Regions from separate parts of the Homo sapiens genome. Here region 2 is linked to region 1. A link is an interaction called in ENCODE POLR2A ChIA-PET data of the cell type or tissue named here. Cell type or tissue: Panc1. All regions are shown on one strand. Links, peaks and the distances in the headings refer to the core of each region. The heading gives the core; the rest is flanking DNA.

Region 1 (15,834 bases), core at 3,850-11,849:
CAAAGTCACCACGTGGAAGCAAGCCAGGCCCATTAGGGCAGGGAGTGCTGCTGTGGCCTTCTGCAGGAAAAAATGTCTCTCTGTACCTTCTCACTGTCTTCCTGGGCCAATTCAGATATCCACTGGGTCACTGCACTAGTGGGTGGGGTCACCGTGCCTGTTTAAAAACCCCAGTGCACATGGGCGTGGCCCCTTTCCTGCTCTGCCAGGGCAGTGCTGAGCCTGGGGCTGGCTCCCCAGCCCTCATCCACTTTGCAGAGTGCAGGGAGGAAAAGCCCAGGGGCTGCTCTCCCTTACAGCAGGTGCTTCTCTGTTGATGTTCCTCCCCCACCTGTTTCCAAGTAGCCCGAGACATGTCTTTCTCGCACCTTCTTCTTCCCCTGCTGCAAGCCCACTCCCGTTCAGACAGCGTGAACCTGAGTCTTTTTCCTGGCAGGCCACCTGGGCCACGAAGGCCCACACATCGAGGCACCTGCTGCTTCTTAGTGCTGGCCTTTGCTCACCTAAGACTCAGGTGTGGCCATAGGAGAAAGAGGTTCTTTGGCGCAAGGCTATGGGGCCTGACAAGCTGAGGAGAAAGGTGGCCACAGCATTGCTTCCTAGGTTGGCGCAGGGGGTCAAAGCCCCAGCTGGCAACAAGGTATCCTATTACTTTGCTTTACGTTTTTTGTAATGGATTGAGGGGTTAGGAAAGATTTGAGTACTTCTGGGTCGTCTGATGGAATATGCATCTAAAGCCATCTCCATATCACCATGACACCTGGAGTGGACAGTGGCAGCTACTGAAAAAAGAAAAGAAATTTTAAAAGAAAAGAAAGAAAGAAAGAAACAGGAGGGTGAGTGGTGTCCTTGAGCCTTTGGAGATGAAAAGGTTGTGTCTTTGGCCCTTGGGAGTGTGCAGTTGAAAGACCCACTTCCCTGGCATGTGGCCACTGACCCTAAAAGCATTTAATTTTGTAAGGGTGACAAGTCCAAGAAAGATAAGAAGCTGGAGGTTGGAGGGCAGATTATGGGGAGGAGGAGCACAGAGCAGGAGAGACAGCTATGTCTTGTGCCCCATGGAGCTAGCAAAGCACCTAGACTCAGATCCAATCCTTTCATGTTCTGTAGACAAGTCTAGTGATCCCAGGGTGGCAGGGAAGGGCTAGAAGCAGCTCCTGACAAACCACCCATGTGTCCCATAGCAGACCAGAGCCTGGTTTCAGGCCTTCGGTCTTTAGGGTGAGGATGTGATAGCCAAGGCCAAAGTCCAGCTGGCCGGGGGGAATGTGGGCCGGGTCCTCGGGAGGGAGGTTGTGGCTGGGGCTGCAAATTTGAGAGCACACATTGAACATACAGTAATGGGTGACTCTGTGTGGGGATGGAGTGGGGCTGAATGGGATCTGAGGAGAGAGAGGTGGGGAGGGCTGACCTCTGGGAACACCGCGTTCTCAGGAAACAGCAGTTCCTGTTGTAAAACCTGGCTCCTCGCCTGTGACAAACTTCCTGATTCTGAACTGTACAATGGCTCTCAGTGCTGGCACCTTCTTGGGAGGAGCAGGAAGTGGGGGTGGCGGGGGGACCTCACCTTAGTGAAGACCTACTGTGTGCTGTCGTTGTGCCTCATGACATTTACCGACTCCTTCGGAAGCAGGTGCTGCTGTTCCCACTGTGCAGATGTGTGAGGCTGATTCCTACCTCGTAGCTCCTCAGACTCAGGGCTACACCTTGGAGGGGTCAGCTTTTTTTTTTTTTTTTGAGACGGAGTTTGGCTCTTGTCGCCCAGGCTGGAGTGCAATGGAGCGATCTTGGCTTACTGCAACCTCCGCCTCCTGGGTTCCAGAGATTCTCCTGCCTCAGCCTCCCAAGTAGCTGGAATTACAGGTGTCCGCCACCATGCCCAGCTAATTTTTGTATTTTTAGTAGAGATGGAGTTTCGCCATGTTGGCCAGGCTGGTCTCGAATTCCTGACCTCAGGTGATCCACCTGCGCTGGCCTCCCGAAGTGCTGGGATTACACGTGTGAGCCACTGCTCCTGGCCCAGCTTGCTTTCTGAGGCAGCCTAAGCCCCAAGCTGGGATTGCAGGGACCTACATTCTTGTTCCGGTTGAGTCACTAACTACCTAGGTGTGCTAGGGCAGGGCCTGTCACTTCTTTGGGACTCAGATTCCTTGCCTGTAAAGAAGGTTGGCCCTCAGAGCCCCCTTGCAATTTTAAGGTTCTAGAATTCCACTTTTGGGACCAGCTGGTGCCCCATGAACAGCTTGTTGTGGTTCCTACATTAGTTTAGATTGGGGTGTCCTACAAGTCCCTGTGGTGAGAAAGGGCAGTCTTCCTCCCGCAGCGAGTCAGAGCCTACCTTGGCAGAGGCGTCGGCCTTCCTAATGGGCTGAATCTCCCTCTGCCTCTGAATTATGTTCAACTCGACAAATACTGACTGGGCCGATCAGCATGCCTGGCTCTGTGCTGAGTGTCACTGAACTCGAGGAACTTCCCTCCAGGAATTCTGAGTCTAGTAGAATAGACAGGCAATGAAACCTTACTGAGAGAAGCGCAGGGCTGGGCATGATGGCTCATGCCTGTAATCCCAGCACTTTGAGATGCTGAGGCGGGAGGATTGCTCGAGGCCAGGAGTTCGAGAGAGAAGGGCAAGAGACAAGGTCCATGAAGGGAAAAATTCACTCCATCAGGGAGGTCAGGGATGGTTTCATAGAGGAGATGGTTCCTAGGTTGGATTTTGAAGAATGAATAAGAGTTCGACAGATTGACAAGGCACGTAAACTTCTCTAGGCAGAGGAAATAGAATGTGCAAAGGCACGTCGTTACGAAACAGCATAGTACAGAGGAAAACTGCAAGGGTCTGAACTGAAATGAAGACAAGAGGAGCACCAGGAATGAGGCGGAGCGGCACGTGGGAGCAAAGCACACAGGTGTCCCTGACCACACGCCTCCTTCCTAGCGCTCTCCTGATGGGATAGTTAGTGGTCCCTCAGCCCACCCAACCCGACCTAAAACAGCTTCCAGGTTCCAAACAGCATCTCTCCTTCTGTCTTGGAGGCCCAGAGTTCTGTTTCCCATAATAAGAAGCAGGAAACTGAGGACCTGGGAGAGATGAAGGGACCCACCCCAGGATCTGCCAGTGCAGCCCCTTGGCTCATCTGTCCTGTGGCTCATCTTCACCTATCTTCCCTTTAGACCCATGGCTCTCAACAGGGGGCACCTTTGACAAAGTCTTGAGAGGATTTTGGTTTTCATGATGGGGTGCTACTGGCATCTAATGGGTAGAAGCTGGGGATTCTGCTTCCTGAAATGCACAGGACAGCCCTCAAAACAAAGAAGCCTCCAGCCCAAAATGTCACCAGTGCCAAGGTTGAGAAGCCCTGCTGTAGACAGGGGTGTCAGGGGTGTCAGGGGTGGTCCTGCCCACAGAGGCCAGAAGGAGCCCAGATGCCTGAGCAGGGCTCCCCGGAAGGCTCTCTACTGATGAGAGTAATTCTGATAATAGCAATAGTTATAGTCCATGTGCCCATGTCACCAATGAGGCTTAGAGAGGCTGTGAACTACCCAAGGTCCCTCACAGGCAGGAGCAGGGCCAGACCTGAACCCCCCGTTTCTGGCCTCCTAGGCCAAGCTCCCTGTGTGCCTCCTGGACAGTGTCCCTGCAGACTCCTGAGTCCTCACTGAAGGTCAGAGCCTGCCCGAGTTTGAGGAGGTCCTTCTCTCCCCCTTCCAGCGTCCCCAACTCCAGGCAGCCCATGGGCTAGGGGATTTTCTTCTTCTTTGGAACTTAGCACATGTTCTGAGTCTCTGACACTGTGGCCCAGCAAGGCGTCTGCCAGGAGCAGCTCCGAAGCCCACCCTCTTCCAGCCTCACTCAGGGCATGTGGCGACTTGTTCTGTCTCCAGGACATTGTTTGTGCCCCACTGTGGCTCCAATTTTATTTGTTTATAGACCAGATGAGGCCTGCATTTGCTGTCGTTTTAACCCTCACCCTCAGCTCTCCCAATTCACTCATCTGCTGTCTGGAGAGTCCCCCTCCCTTCTTCCCTCCTACTCTTTCCTTGCCCCTACTCCATGCCTGTGCCCATATCTTGCCCCTCCCTCTGCACCCTGAAGCCCTGCTCAGCTGACCTGCCTGCCTCAGACCCCCAGGGCCCCTTTGCCTGGCTGGCCTCCCCCAACTCCTAAGCCCAGGACTCCAGGGCACTGATCCCAGAGCCCCAGCAGCGCCCAGCCCCGAGTTTGGCAGTATCTTCTGAGTGAAGGACTTGCTGGCTGTAACGGAAACCCTCCAGCAGATCAGTCCATGTCCAGTTGGAGCACAGGCCCACAAGCTGGGCTGTCTGGGTTGGAATCCAGCTGCTCCCCTTCCTGCCCTGGGACCTGGGGCAAATTCCTTCACCTCTCTGTGCCCAGTTCCCCATCTATAAAACATAGGTGGCAATAGCAGGGTTGTGGTGGGATTCCAGCTGCAAAGTCCTTTGAGCAGTGCCAAGCACAAGATAAGAATGTGTTGCTATTATTATTATTATCATTATTATTATATGCCTTTGTGCTCACTTTTGAAGTCTGAGCACTAGAGTCCTGATCTTTGGCCACCTAGGGGTCCATGCAGGGGTGAAGACCACGCCCTCTCCTGGCTGGATCCCAGGTGAGCATCACTGAACTCCTCCGCCCAAGGTGCATCCAGTGCTGACTGGATGAGAGAAGGAAGGGGGACAGTTTTGATGGCAGAAGCCATTCTATTCCTCCTCTTAGCACATGCACCGCTCCGAGGAAGATCCAAGCAGCTCTTTGCTCCTGGACACGTAGCTCTAGGAAGGGTGAAAACCTGGCCCTGATATTGGTCCACAGAGAGACCATGGAGCTCACTGCCCAGTCCCTGGAGCCCATCTCTGTTCCTGCTCTAAGCCCCTGCCTGCTTCCCAGCCCCACCTTCCCCTCCTCAGCAGTACCCAGCCCCTCTGGTGCCTCAGAAGCATCCACAGCTTCCCACGGGGCTTGTGAGCCTGACTCAGAGGCAGAGGGGTGGGGGCATCAGAATCTGAGCCTGGGGAAGGCCAGCCTTCTGCTCCAGGCTGTGACCGTCTTCACTCTTGCCTTTGGCTGTCCCTGTGTATCTGAAACTCACACAGCTCACCGCAATTTCCATCTCCTGCCACAAGTCCTCCCCCTGGTCAATATACCAGACTTCTACCCCCTCATCCCAGAACTGTGATTCATCTCCTACCCACCCTAGAACCAACTGTTGGGCCCTCTCCCATTCTCAACCCCAGGAGGCGCTTTGCCCTATTCTCTTCCAGTTCCTGCGCTTCCTACCCATCCTCATCCTGCCCACCTCAGCCATCCCACTCCATTCTTTTATTCCTCCCCTCTGCCCTGTGGCTCCTCTTTTATCCCCCAGGAGCTGGCCCCACGGAAGACTACCCATCACCAGGGCAGTACTGGGCGGCCACTTGTAGGGAAAGTGGGGAGTCTAGTCCTTAACCATCCTCAGGGCCTTGACATCAAGCCGTCCAACCTGCAGGCCCTGGCTTTTGAATGATCTATTACTAATGTTGTTTTTGTTGTTTAGCACTCTCTTATCAAAGAGCTCATTTATTCCTTGCAATAACCCGGCAGTTAGATAGACCAAGTCTAAGGCTTCTCTTGTGAGTGGCCCCAGTTGGGAGGAGTGTGAAGTCCTCCTAACACCTGCTCCCAGACCATCTTGGGTTCCTGTTGCCAATTTCAATTAATTGCTATGAAGGATGAGAAACAGGATGCAGAGAAGTTCTATCTTCCCTTTAAGACCGAGAATACCCTGAAGGCATTGCCTGAGGATATCTCAAAGGGAAGGACCACATCTCCTCCACACCAGGACATCCCCAAGCAAGGCCTTGTCTTTCCTTCTATCTTCAGTACTCAGTCCATAGGACTATATTAAGACCCCCAGTTGGTGCTTTTTCTGGGTGAGTGACTAGCAGAGAAACCTAGCACTCATTTCCCCCTCTGTCTCTTTCTCTCATAAAAATGCTTTTATTTCGTTCTGGGGATGGCCTGACAGTGGGGCCCTGGGGCCCATCTGCTGGAGGAAAAAGTCAGTGAGGGACAGAACAGCACAGCTGCCAGTCTGGCTAGACCTCCTCTCTGAACTGGAACTCCTCCGGAGATGAGTATGGGTGTGATGGGCCTGCGGCCGAGGATGTTGAGGGGTCTCCACCAACTCTCCTTTCCTGATCAGGTTAATACTCGAAAACAACTTTCATCTCTGCTTGGCCTCAGCCCAGTCTTTTCCTTCTGCCCTCCCAGCATGAGTCCTGGAGCCTGAAAGAGACCACGGTTGGGAGAAGATGTAAGTAAGGAACTACTATGGCCTCCAGACCTGGTCTCCTTCCAAATCTACTGTCTCAGGCTGTTCCCTCTGGCCCATCTTCCTTATCTAATAGGTCTAAAGCTGCACTGTCCTTCAAAGTTAACCTCAGACTTCACCTCCTCCAGGAAGATTTCCCTGAATCTAGCCATGATGCTGTCTCCCTTCTCGGAATTCCTGAGGTCAATAGAGTCTGTACCAGGAATCTGCTGCACGCCATGTGCTCTGGTTAAGCACGCAAGTTATTAGGGCTGTTCACAAATACTCCAGCCCTCCCTCCTCTGGGCTCTTGAAAGGGGTTACTCCCTGCCCACTTGAAGTTAGGCCGCGCCATGTGACTTGCCACATGAGCGGAAAGGATGAGTGTTGCTTCCAGGTGGAAACTTTTAAAGTCAGCATACTCTTTTCCATGACAATTGTCCAAGTGCCACATAATAGCTGCTTGGCCCTCTGGCTGACTAGGACAGGCTGAGCACCTGAAGATCTGTGATGAACATGTCATTGTGAGCAAAAAAGAAACCTTTGTTGTTTTGAATCAGTAAGATTTTCTAAAGCTGTTTGTGACTTAGCATAACCTGGCCTGTCCTATGTGATGCATTACGTGAGCAACCAGGATCTCCCTTGACAAGCTTGAAGTTCAGAAGAAGTTCATATTTTCTCCTAATTTTCATTCAAATTAGAAAAGCTTTTGATCCTAACCTGCTAAGACTGGTAGGAAGTAGTCTTTCTCCTGGAGTTCTCACTCCTAAGCATTCACAGGCTGTTTAGTGTTACTATAAAGGAATACCTGAAGCTGGATAATTTACAAGGAAAAGAGGTTTATTTGGCTCTTGGTTCTGCAGGCTGGGAAGTTCAATAAGCATGGGGCTAGCATCTAGCATTTGCTCAGCTCCTTGTAAGGGATTTTGTGCTGCATCACAACATGGTGGAAGGTCAAAGGGGAGGTGGACATATCTGAAAAGGCAAAGCCTGAGGGGGATCCTGGTTTTGTAATAGCCCACTCTTCCAGGAACTAATCTGCTCTCATCAGAGTGAGAACTCACTTATTGCCTTGGGAACAGCACCAAGCCATTCTTGAGAGCTCTATCCTCAAGACCCAAACATCTCCCACTAGGCCCTACCTCCCAACACCACATGGGGGATCAAATTTCAACATAAGATTTGGTGAGCACAAATCACATCCCAACTATAGCAGGCCTCTAGGATGGCTTTCATGGATCATTTGAATCTGTCTCCCATTCCTCCTTCTCATCCTCAGTTACATTGGTCTTCCTGTTCGTCCTTTGTTGAATAAATAGTTGCTTTCCCAGCTCCACAACTGGGACCCTGGACAGGCCCATCTCCTGGTGGACATGCTCACCAAAACCACTGGCAGGGCAATGGTTTTGGGACTACAAAGTGCTGGGATTACAGGCGTGAGCTACCGCATCCAGCTGATGATCGCTTTTAAACTGGCAGTTTCTGCTCCCCCTGAGACATTCCTCCCCCTCAACACTCCAATCTTACTTTGCACCATCCATGGATTTCTGAAAAGATGCCAGGAAATAGATTGTGGGGAAATTATCCCCTGTTCTGAATTTCCAGTGAAGAGTGCTGTGTTGCAGCACATGTTCAGTAAATCATCTCATAAAGTAACACCCCCACCACCACCCCATTGCACAGATCTGGTGAATTCCTCTAAGCTCTCCCCTCCCCTCCTAACTGAATGAGCTCTCTCCCTCCAGGCTCCTCTGGGTTGGAGGTGGAGGCCAGGTTAGGGAGACCCCCATCATTGAAGGTTTAAAAGGACAATGATGAGACATTTGCCATGAGGACCTGAGGAGCCGCAGGCCTGTTAGTCACAGGCGATGAGTCACCCTGCATTGTTTGTGCTGGTGATCCTTCGCAGATGCAGGCAGACTGCAGGAGGAGTTGAGTTCCTCCTCTTGCTCTGGGTGTGTGGACTGGTGCGTGCACATGTGTATGCACGTATGTGTGTGTATATGTGTGTGTACATACACACATGTGCTTGGGCCTGCAGCCCAAAGTGCACATGGGACAGCCTATATCTGGGAGATTACTATTTCCTAACACATTTGGGGTAATAATTACTGTCCTTCAATCAGAAGCTTGTGTGTCAAAGATAACAGGGCACATGGGCTGTATAGGCATCAGTTTCTGGTTGGAATCATCCCTTTGAGGTTGCATGGAGATTTAGGGGCTGTCCACTCAGCACCCCACTCCACTCTTTTTCCCTGGGAAATGCCCTCCACCCACCAGCCCTCTTGGTTAGAGCCACAGAGACTTCTGGATCTTGTCCATACAGTGTCTACCTCACCTGGCCACAATTTACAAGGCCAGGAGTGGGCATTAGACATGGAAAATTGGAATTGGGACTACAATTCCAGCCTTGGACCAACTGCGCTGGCTGGAAGCCATGTAAATGGAGGGCTCTGGGTGGCTGTTTTCCCCACTCTGCGAGCTGGAAGCAGAAAAGTGCTGCTGTGAGACAGAATGAATGTCTAGATGCCCAGACACCCAGAGAAACTGAGCGGGCAGCCTCTTCCTCTGTCCATGCCATTTGTCCCGTTTTAACATCCATCCCCCGTCCTGTCTGCATCCTTCAAGATCAGCTCAGGGGTTACCTCCTCAGTGAGGCCTTCCTCTATTTCCCCACGGAGGGCACCTCTTCCCCCTCTGGGTCACCTCCCTCTTTTCTTACCAGTCACGTCAAGGTTATTTTTGTTTCCCCCTAGAATGAGCTCCCTAAGGACAAGAACTCTGGCTCTGTGACCTTTCTACACTTAGCAAAATGCATCGCACATAATGGTGCTCATAAATGCCTGGGGACTGATGAATCCAAACAGCTGTGTCCTACGGCCAGTTTTGACCTTGTCTCTTTCTCTTCTTTTTAGGAGGAAAGAGCCAGGCTTAATCTTGGTCTCTCCTGTCTCTGTGGAAGCCTGAATTCCCCTCGGTTTATGAGGTAAAGAATAGCTGGTCTCCTTCACATGCTTTCCCGACCCTATCCTGGATAAACTGAGGCAGGAAGGCATCTGCTTTCTACTCCAGTGATGTTGCGGCCGGGATGCCTTCTGGGGAACTCGAATGCTGCAGGCAGAGGGGCTAGTTTCTGAATTGCTTGTGACATGTTTGGCTACCAGTGACCAAAGTCCTCTATGGCTGGCATTCTTTAGTTTAAAGAATCGAGGGTGTCTCTTAAACCAGGGATGAGGGCCTTGGAAACCTTCCAAAAATTTTTATACAACGCGGGTACATACAACTTTTTACAAATATGAAATCATACTGTACATCCTTTCTTTTGTGACCTATTTTCATTCAATAACATTTTACAGTTTTCATGTTAATAAACCTAGCTGTACATTACTGGTACATACTAGTTACTGGTACATTGACATTTATGACCAGTTGTGTTTCCATGGTAAGGTTGTGTCAGAGCTGGATGCATGTGCCCTGTTGTTGGATATTTATCTTATTTGTCATTTTTGCGTTGAAACAACGCTATGAATGAATAGTGTTGTAAATGCGTCTGGACTGATCGTCTCTACTGGATAAGTTATTTACAGTGGCATTGCTGGACTAAAGGGTAGACATTTTTTTAAAAAGTTTTCTGATGCATAACACTGTCAAAAGACAAAATTAGGCCAGGTGCAGAGGCTCATGCCTGTAATCCCAGCCCTTTGTGAGGCCAAGGCGAGCAGAGTGCTTGAGGCCAGGAGTTTGAGACAAGCTTGGACAACATGGTGAAAACCCATCTCCACTAAAAATTAGCCAGTCATCGTGGTGTGAGCCTGTAATCGTAGCTACTCAGGAGGCTGAAGCACAAGAATCACTTGAACCGGGGAGGCAGAGGTTGCAGTGAGCCTAGAACATGCTACTGCACTCCAGCCTGGGTGACAGTGTGAGACTGTCTCAAAAAAAAAAAAAAAAAAAAAAAAAAGATAAAATTACATCAAATCTAGTTTAAAGATCTTCATTGTTTTTTATTTGCAATTCATGAATCTGGCAACACCTCTTCTGGAATGAGTGTTCAAAACAGCTGAACAGAGGAGACTGGCTTTATAGACAGAAAAGGGCTGAGGAAAGGAGACACAGTGAACAAAAAGTGGATCTCGGTCATTTTAAAGTTACTCTCCTTATAGGGTTAAAACAGAGGCTTGTTTGGCAATCTGGCTACTATCTTTCACTCTCCTGATTTCTGGGAAGGTCAGATAAACAACTTATTTTTGGCTTTCTGGGGTGGAGCTTCAGCACGAGTGACTCCATTTTGGTTTGGTCTGTCCCATCCTAGCACAGGGGCTCAGTCCTAACCAATGGGCTCTTCTAAATGTATTTGACAATACCTAACCACCAAGAAAAGACTGTACCAGTGAAACTCTTGGGCTCTTCTAAATGTATTTGGCAATACCTAACCACCAAGAAAAGACTGTACCAGTGAAACTCTCGGGCTCTTCTAAATGTATTTGACAATACCTAACCACCAAGAAAAGACTGTACCAGTGAAACTCTCGGGCTCTTCTAAATGTATTTGACAATACCTAACCACCAAGAAAAGACTGTACCAGTGAAACTCTTGGGCTCTTCTAAATGTATTTGGCAATACCTAACCACCAAGAAAAGACTGTACCAGTGAAACTCTCGGGCTCTTCTAAATGTATTTGACAATACCTAACCACCAAGAAAAGACTGTACCAGTGAAATTCTTGGGCTCTTCTAAATGTATTTGACAATACCTAACCACCAAGAAAAGACTGTACCAGTGAAACTCTTGGGCTCTTCTAAATGTATTTGACAATACCTAACCACCAAGAAAAGACTGTACCAGTGAAACTCTCGGGCTCTTGTAAATGTATTTGACAATACCTAACCACCAAGAAAAGATTGTACCAGTGAAACGCCTCCCTCTCCAGGAGCCTATAAGAGTGCACATTCCCTCACACCTGCACCAGCACTGGCCTCTATGATCCTGCAAATGCTTTTAAAGGAGTCAATTCATCCGTCATAAGAAATAAACATTGCCCTCTGCTGCTTAAAATATAGCTTCGCAGGAGAAAATCCAAACTTCCTGGGGAGGGACTGACATCTATTGAACAGATTCTACCACATGTCAGGCACAAGATAGGTCTGCTCTCATTCAGTCCTGCAAGGTAGACATGATTGTTCTCATTCAGATGAGCGAGTGAACGCTTAGAGAAGTTGAGTAATTTGTCCAAGGTCACAGAGCTAAGGAGTGGCCAGAGTTAGGCTCTGACCTCGTCTGAGGACAAGGTTCATGCTCTTTCTCCATGTGGCTTCTGTCTCTCCATCTATGACACAGAACCATCTGGCCCCAACTCCCGTCTTCCAGCCTCACTCCTTCCTCCACCCAGCCAGGTCCCCGCGCGGTAGCCACACTAGTGCCTTAGAGGAGAGTGTGCCCTGTGTTAGCCCAGGCACTGCTAGATGGTGGAATCAGAGAGATTTTAAGATTCCTTATCAGTATTTTCTACCTTGGCGATATTTTACCTATTTAATAAACAAATGGAGGGTTTTTTAAATTTTAAAAAAACCCATTGCCAAGATTCTCTTGGAGAAAAGATTCTCTTGGAGAGTTTCCTGATGTCCCCCAGACACGCGCGTGCACAAACTCTCACACACACACACACCACACACACCCACTCACACACATACACACCACACACACACCCACTCACACACATACACACCACACACCCACCACACACACCCACTCACACACACCACACCCACGCCCACACACCCACACCACACACACCCACACACACCCACTCCACACACACGCACTCACACACACCCACTCCACACACACCCACTCACACACATACACACCACACACACCACATACCCATACACACACACCACACACACACATGCACACACCACACACACACCACATACATTACGCACACACCACACACACACCACACATACACCACACGCATACACGCATACACACCACACACATACCAGACACACCACACACATACACATACACCACACACACCACACACATACCACATATACACCACACACATACACACATAGATGCACACACACATACACAGACACACCACATACACACACATACACATCACACACATATACACACACCACACACATACACACATACACACCACACACACAGTCCACGCACACCACACACCACACACATACACACATCACACATACACACCACAAACACATACACACACACACATACACACCACACATACACACCACACACATACACATGCCACACACACACACACATACACAGACACACCACACATACATTCACATGCCTCTGCCAACACCACACACACACATACACGCCATACACACCACACACTATACACCGTACATACACACCACATACATACACACCACATACACATACACACACTCACACACACACATACACAGACACACCACACATACATTCACATGCCAGTGCCAACACCACACCCACACACACATACACACACCATACATACATACCACACACATACCACACACCATATACACCACACACACCACACACCATACATACACACCACACACATACACACCACACATACACCACACACCATACACATATACACCACACATACAGACATACACACACTCACACATACACGCACACCACACACACATGCACACACATCACACACATACACAATACACACACCACACACATACACATATACTCACCACTCACACACACCACAACACATACACACCACACACATACACATACCACACACACCACACAGATACACACACACCACACATACACACATTCACATACATACACACACATATACATACACACCACACACATACAAACACGCATACACACACACCACACCACACACACACACACACACACACACACACAGTGTCCGCCTGGGCTGGGTGGGCTACAGGCTGTAGGCAGAAGAAAGCAGAGTGCCTCAGAAATATCTTGTGACCCTCAAAGGCCACAAGGGGTAGCTGGAGCCAAGCCCGCCCCAGTCAATTCTCCCACAATAGGCTACTGTCCTTTAAGCATGTCCAAGAGCTACTGCTGGTCTCTGTCCCGCAGGGCCCTGACTTCCCCCGACTCAGGCCAGCTGTCTCCAGCACAGACCATCCACCAGCCAGGCCCGAGGGAAACAGCTGGAACCAAATGACTGCAGTGCCTGCCGCTAAATGACCAGGCCTTCCAAAATAAACAAAGGAAAGTCAAGGGAACCAGGACTGCCAGCATCAACGAGGGAGTCGGCTGAGAGCAGTGAGGTGGGGGCAGAGCCTGGGAACATGTTGCTGGCGGGGGTGGCCAGGGCAGTGACAGGGACTACTCTAAGAAAAGTCCCTCAGCCAAAGGGTAGACATTGGGGAATAGGATGGAGGGCAGGGAACTCCCCCGCTATTCCCACATCCACACACATATACCAGAATGTACACTTTTTTGGAACTTCTGCAATATATTTAAGGCTTAGAGGAAATTAGGCATATATTGGGTGGATATGTAGATGGATGGATAGATGGGTGAGTAGGTAGGTGGGTGGGTGGGTGGATGGGTGGATGGATAGATGGATGAATAGATGGGTGGGTGGATGGATGGATGGATATATGAATGCATGGGTAGGTAGATGGATGGATGGATGGATGGATGGATGGATGGATGGATGGATGGATATATGGATGGGTGGGTAGGTGGGTAGGTGGATGAATGGATATATGGGTGGATATATGGATGGGTAAGTAGGTAGGTGGATGGATGGATGAATGGATGGATGGATGGATGGGTGGATGGATGGTTGGATGGATGGATAGATGGATGGGTAAGTAGGTGAATGGATGGATGGTGAGTGGATGGGTGGATGGATGGATGGATGGATGAGTAGGTGAGTGGGTGGATGGATATATGTCTGGGTAGGTAGATGGATGCATGGACAGATGGCTAAACGAAGCAATGAATGCATGCATTTATGGGTAATGAGTAAATAGGCCCAGGGTTTTTATTTAGGTCAGTAACACCAAGGTGAATCAAGAGGCATAAATTCATACTTGTTGAATCCTTAATGTCATTTTTTAATTATTCAGAAGAAGAAAATTGTTCTGGCCCCAAAAGTTTGCAGTAGCACTGCTTCTAATACAGCAAAATCAGAGTGGCCTGAGCCATGACCTGAGCTGCTGAGTAAATTAAGTTAAAATTTAAATTGTGCAGCTATTCAGATGATGTCTAGATTAGTAGTATAGAAAAGGGAACCACATTTCTGAAAATAATATTAGGTAAGAAAAGAGTTTAAAATGTATAAGTGTGTAGAGCTATGCAGAAAACCAGGGGACAGGTATTTTGGTGGACCAGGGGACACTACAGGCTTGGATATTAGAAGATCTGTATTAAGGCCACTTACATCTCAGACACGTCATTGTAATGTCTCAGCCTTACTTTCCACATCTCTGTGAAATGGGGACAATAAGAAAACCTCCATCTCCTGGTTGTGAGGACTGGGTTAGCTCTTATGTATGAGGGTGCTTTGTAAACTGTAAAGCTCAAGTCACATGCTATGCAAAATTACATATGTTTCTGGGTTGAAATTAGAAGGCAACCCAATAAATAAACTGGTGGGGTGGGGGAAGGGTAGAACTGGTATTCAGGAAAATGCAAATTACAACAAAAATAACACAACATTTCACCCAGACAACAGAAAACAAACAAACAAAAAGTGCACAGAGAATATCCTCTATGCTTGAAACCTGAAACCAGGTTGGGCTGCCTGAACCTTGCTGCCCACCTTGACCAGGCAGAACTGGGTTGTGGACATGGACCATGGAGCCGTGGGATGGGGCATCTGGAGACAGAGGGCTTTGCTGTCTCCTGCTCCCTGGAAAAGAGCCAGTGAATTCAGATTCACTGAGCAACAAGTACCTTCCATGTGCCAGCACCTTCATGGATGTTAGAATGATAGCAAACACTTACAGAGGTTTGCTCTGGGCCAGGGACTTTGCAAGTGCTTTTTATGTATTGACTCACTTAATCCTTATAACAACTCATTGACAGACATAATCAATTTCCAGATGGAAATTTGTCACTTTCCAGAGATAGTCACTTTCCAGATGGGAACACTGAGGCACAGCGAGTTAGCTAACTCTGCCCAAGATCGCTCAGCTGGTAACTGGTAGAGCCAGGCTTAGGAACCCTTCCCACCTCTGCCTAGTCCAACCTCTCACCCCTGCCATGCCCGTCCCATGCTCTCTCCCAAACATGACTGTTTCAGTGTCCTGAGATCACAAGGAGCAGCCCTGAAATCACAATGCAGGTGTCTCTGGTTCCACTCCAGGGCTCTTTCCAGGGAACAAAACTCACTCGTTTGTCAGCAATTGGCCGTTTTTTTCTGGGTCAGTAGGTGTCTGTACTGCATTGGAGCAGTAGACCTGGCCTGGACCAACTCCAGATGCTCGTAGGTGCACGATGCTGTCTCGGGAGGTGCCCTGC
Region 2 (15,834 bases), core at 3,714-11,713, 140 kb before region 1:
CTGTGACTTAAAAAATTTAAATGTATGCATATAATAGGGGATCCAAAAGTAGCCATAGTTGCTTAACAACAGGGATACGTTCTGGGAAGTATGTCATTAAGCGATTTCATTGTTCGACCATCATAGACAAGACTCACACAAACCTAGATGGTATAGCGTACTATACACCTAGGCCGTATAGCGTAGCCTGTTGCTCGTAGGCTACAAACCTGTATAGCCTGTTACTGTACTGAATACTCTAGACAGTTGTATCACAATGGTAAGTATTTATGTATCTAAACATCTATACACAAAGGGTACAGTAAAAATACAGTATAAAATATTTTTAAATGGCACACCTGTATAGGGCACTTGTTTTGAATGGAGCTTGCAGGACTGGAAGTTGCCGTGGGTGAGTGAGTGAGTGAGTGGTGTGTGAATGTGAAGGCCTAGAACATTACTGTATTGTAGACCTTATAAACACTGTACAGTTAGTCTACACTAAATTTACTTAAAAATCTCTTTCTTCAATAACAAATTGACCTTTAGCTTCCTTTAACTTTTTTACTTTGTAGACTTTTTAATTCTTTATAACTTTTTGCCTATTTTGTAGTAGTACTTGTTTTAAAACACAAACATATACAGCTGTACAAAAATGTTTTTTCTTTATATCCTTATTCTATAAGCTTTTTTCTGTTTTTAAATTTTTAGCTTTTTTGTTAAAGACTAAGATACAAACACACACATTGTCCTGAGCATACACTTGGTTAGGATCATCTAGACATCATTAGAATAGGAGTTTTTCAGCTCTGTTATGATCTTAAAGGACCACCATCATATATGCCGTCTCTCATTGACCCAAACATCATTATGCAGCACATGACTGTATATGTAAAGAAATCAATCTTAGATACGGATTTTGGCCAACAAATCACTTCACATCTGGTAACTACTATGCCATGTAATGCTCGGTATTTTAAGTTTCAGGATATTAATACTGTTTGTCCTAGATTTCAGGGTAAAACTTTTGAGATTGGCTTAGATTAAGATTAGGTTGGCCAGGCATGGTGGCTCACGTCTGTAATCCCGGCACTTTGGGAGGCCGAGGCGGGCGGATTGCTTGAGGCCAGGAGTTTGAGACCAGCCTGGCCAACATGGTGAAACCCCGTCTCTACTAAAAATACAAAATTAGCCAGGCATGGTGGTGGGCGCCTGTAATCCCAGCCACTTTGGAGGCTGAGGCAGGCGAATCGCTTGAACTCAGGAGGCGGAGGTTGCAGTGAGCCAAGATTGTGCCACTGCAGTCCAGCCTGGGCGACAGAGTGAGACTCTGTCTCAAAAAGATTGAATGGCCCATATTTGGAGAATGGGTCCTATTTCATACAATTTTTTCCCATGAAATATTAAATGTATAACTAAATTTAATTTGCATATTCCTAGAAGACATTTTATATACACTTGCTAATTGATGGGAAAAAATCTATCAATCACATTTCCGGAGTCTGCTTTATTAATCAGTCTATAATTCTCATTTACCTTGAAGTATATGTAGGCTAGGATATCGGATTAGTAGGTATATTCAGATATGAAGGTTAATTATGGACCATTGTCTCTTTTGTGTTACATTTTGGGGTCAGAAACACTTGTGTTTAAGTCCGAGCTCTCCTTTTACTAATAAGGTTGGTGGGGGTTTGGAGCACAGCAGGTGTTACTAATTCTCCATTGTAGAAGTAGGCTTTATAGCCATTCTTTTTATATTCGATTTTAAGTCCATTACTCCATTGTGTCTGCATTAGCAAGATGCGTACCATCTGCTGGATACTCTTCAAGGAGTATCAGTACTAAGGTGGAAAGGGCTGCTGTAGACTGAATGTTCGTATTCCCCCCAAAATTCATATGTTGAAACCTAATCCCCAGTGTGATTATATAAGGAGGTGGAGCCTTTGAGAGGTGATTAAGTTATGAGGATGATACCCTCATGAATGGGATTCGTGCCTTTGTACGGAGCTGAAAAGATGAGAGTTCTCCTTCCACCATGTGAGGTTACAGTGAGAAGATGGCCATCTCTGAACCAGGAAGCAGGTCCTCACCAGACACCAAATCTGCCAGTGCTGTGATGATCTTAGACTTTCAGCCTCCAGAACTATGAGAAATACATTTCTTTTGTGTATAAACCACCCTGTTTATGGTGTTTTCGTTATGACAGCCAGAAAATACTAATACTAAGACAAGGACCCTGCCCTCAAGGAGTTTACTGTCTATTGAAATAAACAGGAAAGGACTTACGCAAAAATGTGATTCTTATGACACAGATATGTACAAAGGACTGTGGATGTGGTATGTTGGAGCCAGGTTTGGCCAGTAGAACTGAACTGTTGTTGGTACATATACCACAGAAACCAGCAAAATACTGCGTCCAGTCAGTTCTGCTATAATGAGATGTATACATTCTTAAAAATCACCAAGTGTAGGGAGAAATAAGATTGAGGCACAACCCATAAAAGTTTCATCAGTAACACATTTTTAAAAGAAATAGGAACCTAATAAAAATGATAGCACCATTTTAACAGTTTTACATAAGAGAAACATAAAAACTACAATAAATATGGCACTTTACCTTAAAAAAGACCTGAAGTTTGCATGTGAAGGTAGTCATGGGAAAAGTTGCCTCTTGTGAGATACTGTGAAATGGTGGAAGGACAGTTGCCTAAAATCTGAGGAAAAGTTAACACCAGATGTGGATGGCTGTGGCTGGTAACTTAAGAGATGTACTGAGGTAGCTAGGAGATGTTTGAGGTATATGTGTTGTGTATTCCTATGTTCAGGCTCTGTGGCTGGATGCAGTTTTATTTCATTCATCTAGTGTTAAATGGCACATAAGAAAATGGGATTCATGTGTTCATGTTGTGCCCTAGTGTAACCAGCACATTGAAACAAATTGTAGTTTTCAAAACAAACATTATAGTAGAACTGACTGTATCAGGGCTTTTATTCCATTCCGAGAGCACACCACTGGAAGGAGCTGTCAGTCAGCCTGGAGGAGTCTTGGATGCCTTTACAGGGAAGATGATGAGTGAACTGAGACTTGCCGAATGAGTGTAGTAATGTTTTTGCTAGGTATAGTGTAAGTAGAGGGAGGGCATTCCAAGCAGAGGGAACAGCAGCTTGTGGAATAGCATGCAGAAGGAAGCCTGGTGTCTCCAGAAAACTCCTATGTAGTTTGAACTTGGAAAGAAAAAGAAACACTGTTAATGAAACTTAGTGGTTAGGCAGGAGCCAAATTCATCATGGCCCAATGTGCCACTTGAAAGAATTTACATTTTATCCTTCAAGGGGTAGAGACCACTGAAGAATTTTGAACAGAAACTATTTCCCAGTGCTGATTTATGTAACACTCCTGGAGACAGTATGGAAGATAGTTTGAAGCAGGCCCAGCTGGGCTCTGAGAATCTGGAGGTAAGGAAGAACCAATGTGTATCTTTAATAGGCTTGACCCCTTTGAGAATATTATAAAAGCTATAGATGCTCACTGGCAACTGTGTCCTTTCTTTGTTCCTAGAAATCATTATCACTGTAATTTCATCTCTTGATATTAAGGGCCAGGGCCATGCGAGTTAGTCTTTTATATGGTGATGAGTTAGGTGAATTTATAATCAACTTTCACAATAGCTGGTTTCACTGTTAGCTTTATTCTTACAATGTTTAAAAATCGTGTGGTGAATCATAATTGGAGAGATTTTAACATCTTAATGTGTATCCACTGGCAAATAATTACGTGGGTCAAAGGCCTGTTTACATACTAGATTCCTATTTTTGCCCAAATTATTTTTATTTTATTTATTTATTTTTTGAGGCAGAGTCTCGTTTTATTGCTCAGCCTGGAGTGCAGTGGCGCGATCTCAGCTCACTGCCATCTCCGCCTCCCGGGTTCAAGTGATGCTCCTGTCTCAGCATCCTGAGTAGCTGGGATTACAGGCGCATGCCACTATGCCCAGCTAAGTTTTATATTTTTAGTAGAGATGGGGTTTCACCATGTTAGCCATCCTGGTCTTGAACTCCTGGCCTCAGGTGATCCACCCATCTCAGCCTCCCAAAGTGTTGGTATTATAGGCGTGAGCCACCATGCCCAGCCAGTCCCAGATTATTTTATAATAAAGAATAACTAGTTGGGTGTGGGGCCCATGCCTGTAATTCCAGCACTTTGGGAAACTGAAGTGGGGGGATCACATGAGTCCAGGAGGTCGAGGCTGCAGTGATCCTGGATTGCACCAGCCTAGGTGACACAGTGAAACTGAGACCCTGTCTCAAAAAAAAAAAAGAAAAAAAAAAAAAAAGGAATAACCATTGTAAGGGATGAATAAATAATAAGCAAGTAAAATTCAAGGTTAAAAAAAGCTATAACATTCTTTCAAGCAAAAGTTACAAATAGATACGAATGATTTGAATAACATCTAAATGAAGAAAGCCATGTATCTCACTCTTTAAAAAATCAGTATTTTCCCACAGTGCTCCTTAGCAAGTGTTTTGGTGCCTGTTACAGAGTAAGGTGCTGAGAAAACTCATAATCTGGTTGAAGATACTAATGACACACCAAGAGTAATTGAAAGCAGGAATATCAGGTTAAAACATAAAAACCATGTCCTACAGTTTTCTAGTTAATAAACTGTCCCACACTCCATTTAGGATGTAATCAGTATGCAGTAACTATTTATTAAAAGACTGAAATGTAGTACTTAACGGAGAGTTAGAAAGAAATAATGGAAACGTTGTGGGACTTCTTGGAATTTTCTGATCTTTGACACTTTGGACAGTATAATTAATGGATTATGGATTCACAGAGGCCATATACCCTTTCAGTAATTTGTCTCTGATACTTCTGTGGAGCAATAGTTGGTGCTGTTTTTTATTTTCTTAATAGGACACTGGTGGTTTTTTTTAATTAGAAAACTAAAATTTACAAAAATATTATACAGTCATTGCAGAAAATGAATGCCACTTGTATGAATAAAAATTAAAGCTCTTAATAACCTTTAAAAGCACTGATTTTTCTTTATAACCCTTTGAGAGGGGTCAGATCATCAAATACCAAGTTTCTGGTACTGTTCAGCTATCACTTACTAACCTATGACAGCCATTTGTGAAAGGAAACCTGCATACAGGTATAGGCATATAATAAAAAGGAATTTTATTATTGATAGATGGTTACAGTTATACAATAATTCATTGGCCTTAGTTCACTTTAATAGGCAGATATTTGAATCCTTACTTAATCTAGCCATTACCGAAGTATACATTTATCCATATTCTTCTCCCTTAACTCTCAGAATCATAATCTTTTCTTCATGTCATATTTCTTCTAGTCCTCAATATTTACTAAAATAATAATGTACCCTTCTCTTACAGAAATAAGATTTTTTTTTTCCTGAACCCCTGTCCTCATCATACCCAATCCATACTGCTTTGATTGTCTTCCAGCTGAGCCATTTGGTTCTTCTAGCATATGCAGAGAAATGAAGTCTTAGTCATTGAATAAGACCACATCCAGGAATAAAAGCACCTTTTAAACATGGCATGGAAGACGCTTGAGAGTCTCTCTCTTCCCCACTTTTCAGGTTGCTTTGTCTTTTACTTGACATCATCCGCCCCATACATCAGCCATCTGAATCATTTTCCATCTTTTGGAGAGCCAGGCCCTTTCCGGAGTCCATGCCTTTGCGGTATCTGCCTGAAATTCCATTTTCCACTTGGCACATAGCTATTCAGTCATTAAAACCTAGCTCATGATCACCTTTTCTGCGAAGCCTTTCCTGATCCCCTGCATTAGTTAGGATTAGTTGGGTACGGTAGCAAGTAACAGAGACTTCAAAATAAGGATGGCCTAAAAATGAGAATTTATTTCCTATCAAAGTTCAGAGTTTGCAGTGTAGGGCTAAAATGACAGCTCTGCTCCACGAAGTAATTTTCAGCTCATGGCTTTGGAAGCTCTCAGATTTGACCCTTGTCCTTATGGTTCAAAATTGAGGTGTCTTTGTTTTAAGCAGCAGTATGGAAGAAAAAAGAGACAAAGGGCATACACCAGCTGTTTCTTTAAAAAGCTTCCCTAAAGCCTCCCACACCATGTATCTGGTTGCATCTCATTGGCCAGAACTTAGTCCATGGCCACAAGGAAGGTTATATTATTATGGAAGAAAAGAGAACAGGTATGGGGACAATTGGCAGTCTGCCACATTACTCCAACTAGAGGTAGTTGCTTTGCACTTTGTGTTCCCAGAGCACTCTAATTATTTCACATTTAGGCTATATTGTCATTTGCCTTCTCTGCTTGATTCTGGACTTAACAGAGACTGTGTTTTTCATCTTTTTATCTCTAGCACTTTACATAAAGCTTAGCACATAGTCCATGTTCATACTTGTTGAATGAATGGATAAAGACATTTGGGAAGAGTACAGCAAAAATATCAGACATAAGCAGATGGCAGTATTTAAATACCCATGTGTACAAAGATAATTGCTTATGTAGACATTGATGTCTTTTCTTATACTTAATTTTTTTCCTATTTTCTCCATTATGTGAAAAGAATAGACACAGTCAATAGTAGAGGGCATGCCTCAAAATTGACCACACAGAACATAGAGTTATTTAAAAAGTAATATGATTCTCTGTGTTATACTTTATTATTGTAGTAAAATATACAAAACATAAAATTTGCCATTTTAACCATTTCTCTCTCTCCCCCATTCCCCTTCCCTTCCCTCCCCTTCTGTACCTCTCTTTCCCCCTCTCTCCCTCCCTCTTTTGAGACAGTCTCTCTCTCTGGCTCAGGCTGAAGTGCGGTGGTGCCATCATAGCTCACTGCAGCCTCGACTTTCTGGGCCCAATTTTGTCCTCCTGCCTTGACTTCCCAAGTAGCTGGGATTGTAGGTGTGTGCCACCATGCCCAGCTAATTTTTAACTTTTTTTGTAAAGGTGAGGCCTCACTATATTACCCAGGCTGGCCTTGAACTCCTGGGCCCAAGCGATCCTCCTGCCTTGGCCTCCCAAAGTGCTGGGATGACAGATGTGAGTCACCACACCTGGCTCATTTTAACCATTTTTAAGTGTATAGTTCAGTGGCATTAAGCACATTCACATTCTTGTGCAACCATCATCACCATCTATCTGCAGAACTTTTTCATCTTCCCCAACTGAGACTCTGTACTCATTAAAAACTAACCTCATTTCCTCCTCTCCGCAGCCCCTGGAAACTACCATTCTACTGTCTGTCTCTATGAATTTATTACTCTAGGAACCTCATGAGAAGAATCATCAGTATTTGCCCTTTTATGACTGGTTTATTCCACTTAGCACAATGTCTTCAAGGTACATCCATGTTGTAGCATGTGTTAGAATATCCTTCCTATTTAAGGCTGAATAATATTCCATTACGTATGTAGCACATTTGGTTTGTCCATGCATATGTTGATGGACGCTTGGGTTGTTGTGCTACCCCTAAACACCTATTACCCACAAACACAAGCCACATACAGGTTGGTATCCCTTACCTGAAATGCTTGGGACCAGAAGTGTTTTGGATTTCAGATTTTTTTTTTTTTAATATTTGCATTATGTTTACTAGTTGGGCATCCCTAATGTGGAAATTCGAAATGTTCCAGTGAACATTTCCTTTGAGCATTATGTAGGCACTCAAAAAGTTTCAGAGTTTGGACCATTTTGAATTTCAGATTTTTGGATTTAGGGATGCTCAACCTGTACTCACATAGCTTCTTGAAAGGAAATTTAAGAAAAGTACACTCACCTATATTAAGAACTTATTTTTCTAGCAAGTAATTTATCACCTCTCCCAATCTTAGCTTCTGAAATGTAAACTAAGAAAGTTATGAAGAACATTATCCAGGTGTTAAATCTTAAAAGTAGATCCAAGAGTGGAATTAGAGAAATACAGTGGCCTTTCACAATAAAAGACTAGATTTTAAGAGTCTCTTAATTATTTGGTGAGAGACACAGGACAGTACAATCTGTGAATTTCTATTCTTTTGAACTATGGAGATTTTATCATGACTGGACAATGAGAAGAAATGTTATAGCTGTAGCTTGATGGTTTTGCTTTTATAAAATTCTTCTGGTATTGAAGAGAAAAAGATTATTAATGGGTAAAGTAAGAAAAATTAACTCCATTCCTACTGGGTGACTTTTATTATCAGATAGCAATCTGATAACTGATTATTATTAGTTTGGTGACAATAATTATTTTTGGATGCTTGGTTGCTAATAATTTGCCTGATGCCTAGAAAATTCTGATTTGGGGTCTGTATTCTAGTGGGCATATAGCCCAAATTAGCAATCAGATTCTTCTACTAAAATTATCTGATCAAGCTTTCAGATAATTCATGCATTTACATAGAATACATATCAGTGGTTTAAACAGAATTTCACAGACGCTTTCCCATTGAAGCTGATTGTTTGGCAAAATGGTGAGTCATGCTTTACTGGCCAACTCACACACCAGTTGTTGATATAATCAGTTACCTGAGCCAAGATCAAAGCAGCAGAATAGAAGATAGTACCTTGGCTCTGATACCTTTCTGTCCTTTCTAAAAAAAAAAAAAATTGGGATGTAAATTTCCATCCCTCTCCTATGTGCTTTGGGTTTTAAGAAGCAATATAAGACCATTTTTTATCTTTAGAATCTTACAGTTGTAGAGATAAAATTGATATGCTTGAAATGATCTGAAAAGGTGAGAACAAATTGTGGTGTTAACTATAAACCCTTTTAGAGAAATCAACAGGGAGACATTTGAACTTGATGTAGATGTTAAAATTAGAATTGAATGGTAGAGGGCCAACTAAGGGAGGTATTTCAGAGTAAGGAGAAATTAGTTTGGATAAAGCAGGGCCTGATTATGGGTGGTAATGAGTGAATGTGAGGCGCAAGATGCTCAAACTGTTGAATGTTCCTAAAAGAAACAGAATCTGGCAGTATAATGAGTCCAGGAAGACAGGAGAGAGACTAAGGTGTTGTAGAAATCTAGGAATGAGACAAAAATCTGGACAAAGTTACTGGCAGTGAAAGTAGACAGAAAAGGTACACTGGAGGGACATCTTGAAAAAAGAAACTGTTGAACTAGGTAACATTAAATATGGTGGTATTAAGTGGAGGAAGAGCAAGATACTCTAAGATTTTCCCAAGAAATCAAGTACAATCCTGGTAAATAACATTTCAAGTACAAACCTGGGGAGACATATTGTTAATTTTGGATATAGTTAATTTGAGGTCCGATGGAGAATAGCCAGATTGGGACAGACTTTTAGGCTGTTAGTGGACTGAAGAGTGTGTGTTGAATGTGTGGACCCAAGTGTGTTTCCCATACACATCCAGTTGTATTTGAGGAGGTGAAAATTGGTCCTAGAGAATATTTGTTTATAACTGTAAAGGTAGGAACATATGTTCTCATAGCTTCTATGTATGTGTTAAAAAATCTTTAAGTCAAATAAAATTTTTTTCCCATTAGCATCATTTCACTTGAAGGAACTAGGTTGGTTAAATAGATGAAGTTCATCAATCACATCCAGGAAACTGAAGTTTTTTCCCATACAGTCAAATAAGAGAGCTAGTAAGCTGCATTTTGCTAGCAGTAAGTAAGATGCAGAACCAGGATAAGAACGCAGATTCTTTAAGGAACATCTTGGAATAAACATTGTGGCTGAATAATGTCATATCAATGAGCATTATATTCTTAAATATTGTAAATTATTGAACTATTTAACACGTTTAATTTTTACACCATTTGAAGTAATGTACCAGTAGAAAGTGGATGCTTCATGTTTTTCTTTGGTAGAATATTTAATTGGGTCGACTGTGCCAAATTTTATTTGTGGCTTTCTCTCTCAGAATGGCTCTTTTTGTTAATAGCAAAACATACATAACCATATGGAGTCAAAGAGAAAAAAAACTTGGCAGAAGACTATATCCATTGTTATTGGATTGTAAATTGTCATAAGATGTAATATCTTACAGGAATGATAGTTCGAAAGGTAATATAATTAGAGAAATAATAGTCTTGTGTAGGGGTGAACTATTATTGGAGTTTCACTGAAGGATACCTGAGGTGGTTGTTAGTAGCACTTTGCGAGTGCCTCCAAGTACAAGTACAGTACTGCTTTCTGCTTTCTTTGTTGTCTGTCTTGCGTATGCTGCTTTTTGGTTATTCTCCTTTTCTGTAGTAAAATGTAACCCATATATAAAAGAATAAATACATTATAAAGATACAGTTTAATGAGTAATTATAAAGCATATTTGCTACCCAGATTAAGAAATAGAATATTGCCAGTGAACCAGAAGCCTGCTGTGTGCCCTTTCCCAGTCATACTCCATCTGTCCCCACCCCATCGCATCCCCCAGAAGTAACCATATTCTTACTTTTGTGAACGTCATTTTTTCTTTCTCTTTAAACTTTTACCATCTATATATGCATCCCTAAATGGTATAGTTTAGTTTTGCCTCTTTTGTACACATGTCTACACACATATGTATACATGTCAGTATTCGTGTGTATATTTTTATTTCTCTAATCCATTGTGCATATACTATTCCATTGTATCAATATACTATAAGATATTTATTCTGCTCTACTTTATAATATTGAAAAACGCAGCTGTGACCAGTTTAGGAAATAATGCCCAGGAGGATCTCCTCTCTCAGAGAACTAAGGTATTAACGTATTCAAACGGAAGCCTTTATCTGTAGAATACTTGTTAATATCATGTGGTATACTAGAATTCTAGGGAACATGAGTTATGAAATACTGGATAAGACCTTTTGTTATTACATTTTGTCACTGAGTAATTTCAGTGCCTGCTATTCCTACAATCATGTCTAAGGAGAACATTCACTGAGGGAGTAAACTAAGGTAGCTGTGCTTTCAATCGTGAATGACCTTACCTTACCTGGCCATAGGTGATTGGACTGGCATGGGTATCCAAATTAAAGTCACCAGTGATTGGTCGGCCACTGCCCAACCAGGTGGAAGCACAGAAAGTTGTCTCCACATGGGAATGAGCTTAACCAATCAGGTTCTGACAGGCCTTACAATTGGCTATATTTGGTTAAAGAAATACAGCTTTTGCTTTTAATTTTCTGTCTGGATGTACTCCAGATAGACAAGGTGGAGTACTGGTTACTGTAAGGATACACATGATGTGTATCATAAAACTCACAAAAAGAAATAGAGATTGGCAGTTAAGTATTGGAAGCAGAATTTGAAAAATCAAGAGAGAGATAGGAGGGGCCTGTGATAGATCAAGAATTAGCAAAAGGTATGAGAAAGTGGCACCTGTGAGGAAGAAGAAGAATACAGAGTCTAGAAGCAGAGATACCAGCTGGTGGCTGGAGGTAAATCACATATCTAAAGCTGATACCCAGGGAGTTGCTGGGTCCCAGTAAGAACCAGAGTTCTAGAATGAGGATCTGCCACTGCCTACTGCTCCTCTTGCTGCTTCCTAGGGAAGCTCTGGAACCAGACCCTTCTCAGTCCCAGTATCCTTGAGGCCCAGACCCACTTGTGTCACTGATTTTGTTCTTGGACTTCTGACCTGTTTTCCTTATCAAATCCGTGCTTATTAATCAGGATCCTTCCTCAGCCATACACACCCACATTTGAGTATGTCAGAACCTTGCAACCAGAAGAGACTCATAAATGAGTTGAAATTCATTAGTGATATTACTTACCACTAATTCCTAATACTGTTTGAGAAAGTCACGCTGGCTTGAGTGGAGACCTGTATTTGCGATTCCTTTCTCCATTGATTGTGTTCTCTGCCCCTGTAACCCACCATTTATTTGTGTCTCTTCCCTTCCTCACCGTTGCTTCATCTTTAAAAAGTTTTTAAAATATTTCATTATTCATTTCTTCTGCATTTTGCATATATCTTTGAGTTTATAATATGAAATTAGATTGATCTTTTTCAAGATCGACTTCCTTTTTCTTTTATTTATTTGAAACGGAGTCTCGCTCTACCACTCAGGCTGGAGTGCAGTGGTGCGATCTCAGCTCGCTGCAACCTCCACCTCCCAGGTTCAAGTGATTCTTTTACCTCAATGTCCAAGTAGCTGGGATTACAAGCGTGCGCCACCATGCCGGGCTAATTTTTGTATTTTTACAAATCCCAAAGTGTTGGGATTACAGGCGTGAGCCACTGCACCTGGCCCCAAGATCTACTTCCTTTTTAAATAACATTTTAAAAATATTGAATCTAATATTTTGGAAAGTACAACAAAGAAAAAAAATGAAATTACAATAAATAGAAACTATCCAGAAATAACCACAGTGATATTTCCTAACTATATTTTTTAAAAAATGTTTGTGATATAGATGTGTGTTGAGGTCTGTTTAGTTGTACTATTTTATAACCATTTTTATTTAATATCATGAACATTACCAGAATATTAAATGCCCCAGAAACATGGTTTTTTATGTCTATTATTTCAGCATGTAAAGGCACCAGAATTTATTTAACCATTCTTCTATTCACTGAGCAATATGATTATTGCCAATTTTTTCCTAATATAACTAATGCTATGATGAATATTTCCTGCATATAAATCTCCATCCTTATCTGATTATGTTCTTGGAATAAATTTCTAATTGGGAAGCCTTAGATAGAAAGATGTGCATAGTTTTCAAGCTTTAGTACATAATATACAATTTCCTTTCTGAAACGTCATGTGGATCTATGTTCTCACATTAGTGTGTGACAATGCTACTTTCTCAATACCCATGCTAGATAGTACCATTAAAATGTAAAAGAAATAAAAACAAACTTTGACAGGTTGATAAGTGATAAATTTGTATCACATTTTAATTTGGATGTCTTTGACAAATTCCAAGAATGACCTTTATTGGCCAAGTATACATCTGATTTGTGATTATTCTAGAGATATCCTTTGCTGTTTTTTAATTGAGTTGTTGTGTTTTACCATTTTCTTTGTCTTCTTTTCTTTTTTAAATAGAGACAGGTCTTGCTTTGTTGCCTAGGCTGGACTTTGAGGTCCTGGGCTCAAGCAAGCATCCTCTCCATACCCCCACCCCCACCCCCACCTTCTTAGTAGCTGGTCTGTAGACGCACACCACTGTGTCTGGCATATCTTTTTCTTATAAAATATATATATTAATTTTCAACATATGACAACATTGTCATGTATCATGTCGTTTCCATATGTCATATGTTGAAAATGTTTTATTCAGCTTATCATTTACCTTTGTTTATGACATTTTTTGATATACAGAAATCTTAAATTTTATGTCATTTAGTCTTTTGATCATTGCCTTTTGGTTTATTGCTTCAGCATTTTGCTTAAGTACACCTTCCCATCTTTTATTTGAGAAGTCATAAGTTTTTTTATGTTTACTACTTCTTTTTTTTTGAGACAGAGTCTCGCTCTGTCACCCAGGCTGGAGTGCAATGGCGCGATCTCGGCTCACTGCATCCTCTGCCTCCCAGGTTTAAGCGATCCTTCTGCCTCAGCCTCCCGAGTAGCTCACATTACAGGCACATACCACTATACCTGGCTAATTTTTGTATTTTTAGTAGAGACGGGGTTTCACCATGATGGCCAGGCTAGTCTAGAACTCCTGACCTTGTGACCTGCCCACCTTGGCCTCCCAAAGTGCTGGGATTACAGGCATGAGGTTCCACGCCTGGCCTGTTTACTACTTTTTTAATGGAAGGTTTATGTTTTTACAATCCGATGAAATTCTTACCCATTCATCTTATGGGAACATTTGAGATTACTCAATTTTAGGCCCCAAAGTATAGTTTTTTAGTTTCAGAAAACTTGACTGTTAACTTTTTATGAGTTTTTCATCTACTTCCTCCCTCCTTCCACTGCATATATGTATTATATTCAACATGTTACAGGAAAGGGGTCCCGATCCAGACCCCCAAGAGAAAGTTCTTGAGTCTTGCGCAAGAAAGAATTCAGGGTGAGTCCATAGAGTAAAGTGAAAGCAAGTTTATTAATAAGTTAAAGGAATAAAAGAATGGCTCTTCCATAGAGCGGCCCCGTGGGCTGCTGGTTGCCCATTTTTATGGTTATTTCTTAATGATATGCTAAACAAGGGGTGGATTATTCATGCCTCCCTTTTTAGACCATATGGGGTAACTTCCTGACATTGCCATGGCATTTGTAACCTGTCATGGCACTGGTGGGAGTGTAACAGTGAGGATGACCAGAGATCACTCTTGTGGCCTTCTTGGTTTTGGTGGGTTTTGGTTGGCTTCTGTCATGCAGCCTGTTTTCTCAGCAAGGTCATTATGACCTGTATTTTGTGCTGACCTCCTATCTCATCCTGTGACTTAGAATGCCTTAACCATTTAGGAATACAGCCCAGTAGGTCTCAGCCTCATTTTACCCAACCCCTACTCAGTATGGTTCACATGCCTCTGGCAAACATATGTATACTTGAACATTTAGTATAATGATAATTGATTAAGCGTCATACAAGGGACTGGGGGGCATCTCCAAATATGTCTGAAATTTAAACAAAGGCCTTCCATTTGTATTTTCTGTTGGTAATAGGAAAAAAGGAGACACACAATGAGTTATATTTTTCTCATTTTCTACATAAAGGAAGCATATCAGTTTTTTAAAGAGAAACCTTGGCAGTAAAGTCAAAGAAGAATTTTTTTGTGTGGGTCTTTATATCAGGGATGATGTCTTTTATACTATTTTCTTTCTTTTTTTTTTTGAGAAGGCATCTCACTCTGTCCACCAGGCTAGAGTGCAGTGGCGCAATCTCAGCTCACTGCAACCTCCCCCTCCTGGGTTCAAGCGATTCTCCTCCCTCAGCCTCCCTAGTAGCTGGGATTACAGGCATGTACCACCACACCTGGCTAATTTTTGTATTTTCAGTAGAGATGGGGTTTCACCGTGTTGGTCAGGCAGATTGTGAACTCTTGACCTCAAGTGATCCGCCTGCCTCGGCCTCCCAAAGTTCTGGGATTACAGGCATGAGCCACCACACCCAGCCCTTTGATACCATTTTTATAGAACGTGGAATAATATAAGACCACTTATTTGATAAACTCTTAAGAAGTTGAGAGCATAACATTAAGTTGTAATTCTGGTAAAGTATTTGTGTAGGGAGCCAAAATAATACAAACCACATATATATCTTTGTGGTGAAGTAATTTGATTACAGTTAGAACATAGAAAATCAGTGTGGGTGGTGAGATATTTCCAAACTAGTTCTTTCAAAATAATAAAGACTTTTTTTTTTTTTCTTGAGATGGAGTTTTGCTCTTGTTGCCCAAGCTGGAGTGCAATGGCACTATCTTGGCTCACTGCAACCTCTGCCTCCCAGGTTCAAGTGATTCTCCTGCCTCAGCCTCCTGAGTAGCTGGGATTACAGGCGCATGCCCCCATGCCCGCTAATTTTTTGTATTTTTAGTAGAAACGGGGTTTTACCATGTTAGCCAGGCTGGTTTCAAACTCCTGACCTCCGGTGATCCGCCCACCTCAGCCTCCCAAAGTGCAGGGCTCACATGCGTGAGCCACCGCGCCCGGCTGTAATCGAGATTTTTGACCCAATTTTATTTTATGTCTATTTGTGGTTTCTATTTAGTGCTTGGGAAATAGTTGTGGAATGGTTCATCCATACTAGATCTAAGTATTGCCCCTGGAAAGTTTTATATTTTATTGTGAAAATTAGAAAATCTGTATAACAAGATGTAGAATTATCCCATTTAAGTGGATTTCCAGGATTGACCTGCAAGCAATAACAAAGGATTTTTACCCACTATGCTTCAAACAATTATGATGCAAACTGTTTAATAGTAAGTCTTAATTCATTTCAGAT

Evidence for each region. ChIA-PET counts read pairs that join two places held together with the same protein. Peaks named below come from ENCODE experiments on the same cell type or tissue, not always from the same donor. Only the 100,000 strongest peaks of a DNase experiment are listed, where the experiment ranks them.
Region 2: POLR2A ChIA-PET joins it to region 1 with 5 read pairs; 6 of 35 experiments call an interaction of 5 or more read pairs at or near these places.

The regions. Positions count from the first base shown.
Region 1 is chr2:46,865,617-46,881,450 of GRCh38, forward strand. It overlaps LOC124906004 (a long non-coding RNA gene), which reads left to right. Exons shown (of 2, transcript XR_007086310.1): 2 at 9,227-9,704. Among named protein-coding and RNA genes, the nearest start is that of MCFD2-AS1, 26 kb to the right of the region's middle. RefSeq lists enhancers at 6,334-6,628, 7,784-8,283, 12,997-13,497, 13,498-13,998 and a silencer at 6,334-6,628. In Panc1, for the core only: no CTCF peak of the experiment used is centred there; DNase peaks (open chromatin) are centred at 8,185 and 11,355; H3K27ac peaks cover 4,229 bases.
Region 2 is chr2:46,729,284-46,745,117 of GRCh38, forward strand. All of the region lies in intron 1 of SOCS5 (suppressor of cytokine signaling 5), which reads left to right. Among named protein-coding and RNA genes, the nearest start is that of SOCS5, 38 kb to the left of the region's middle. In Panc1, for the core only: no CTCF peak of the experiment used is centred there; a DNase peak (open chromatin) is centred at 8,468.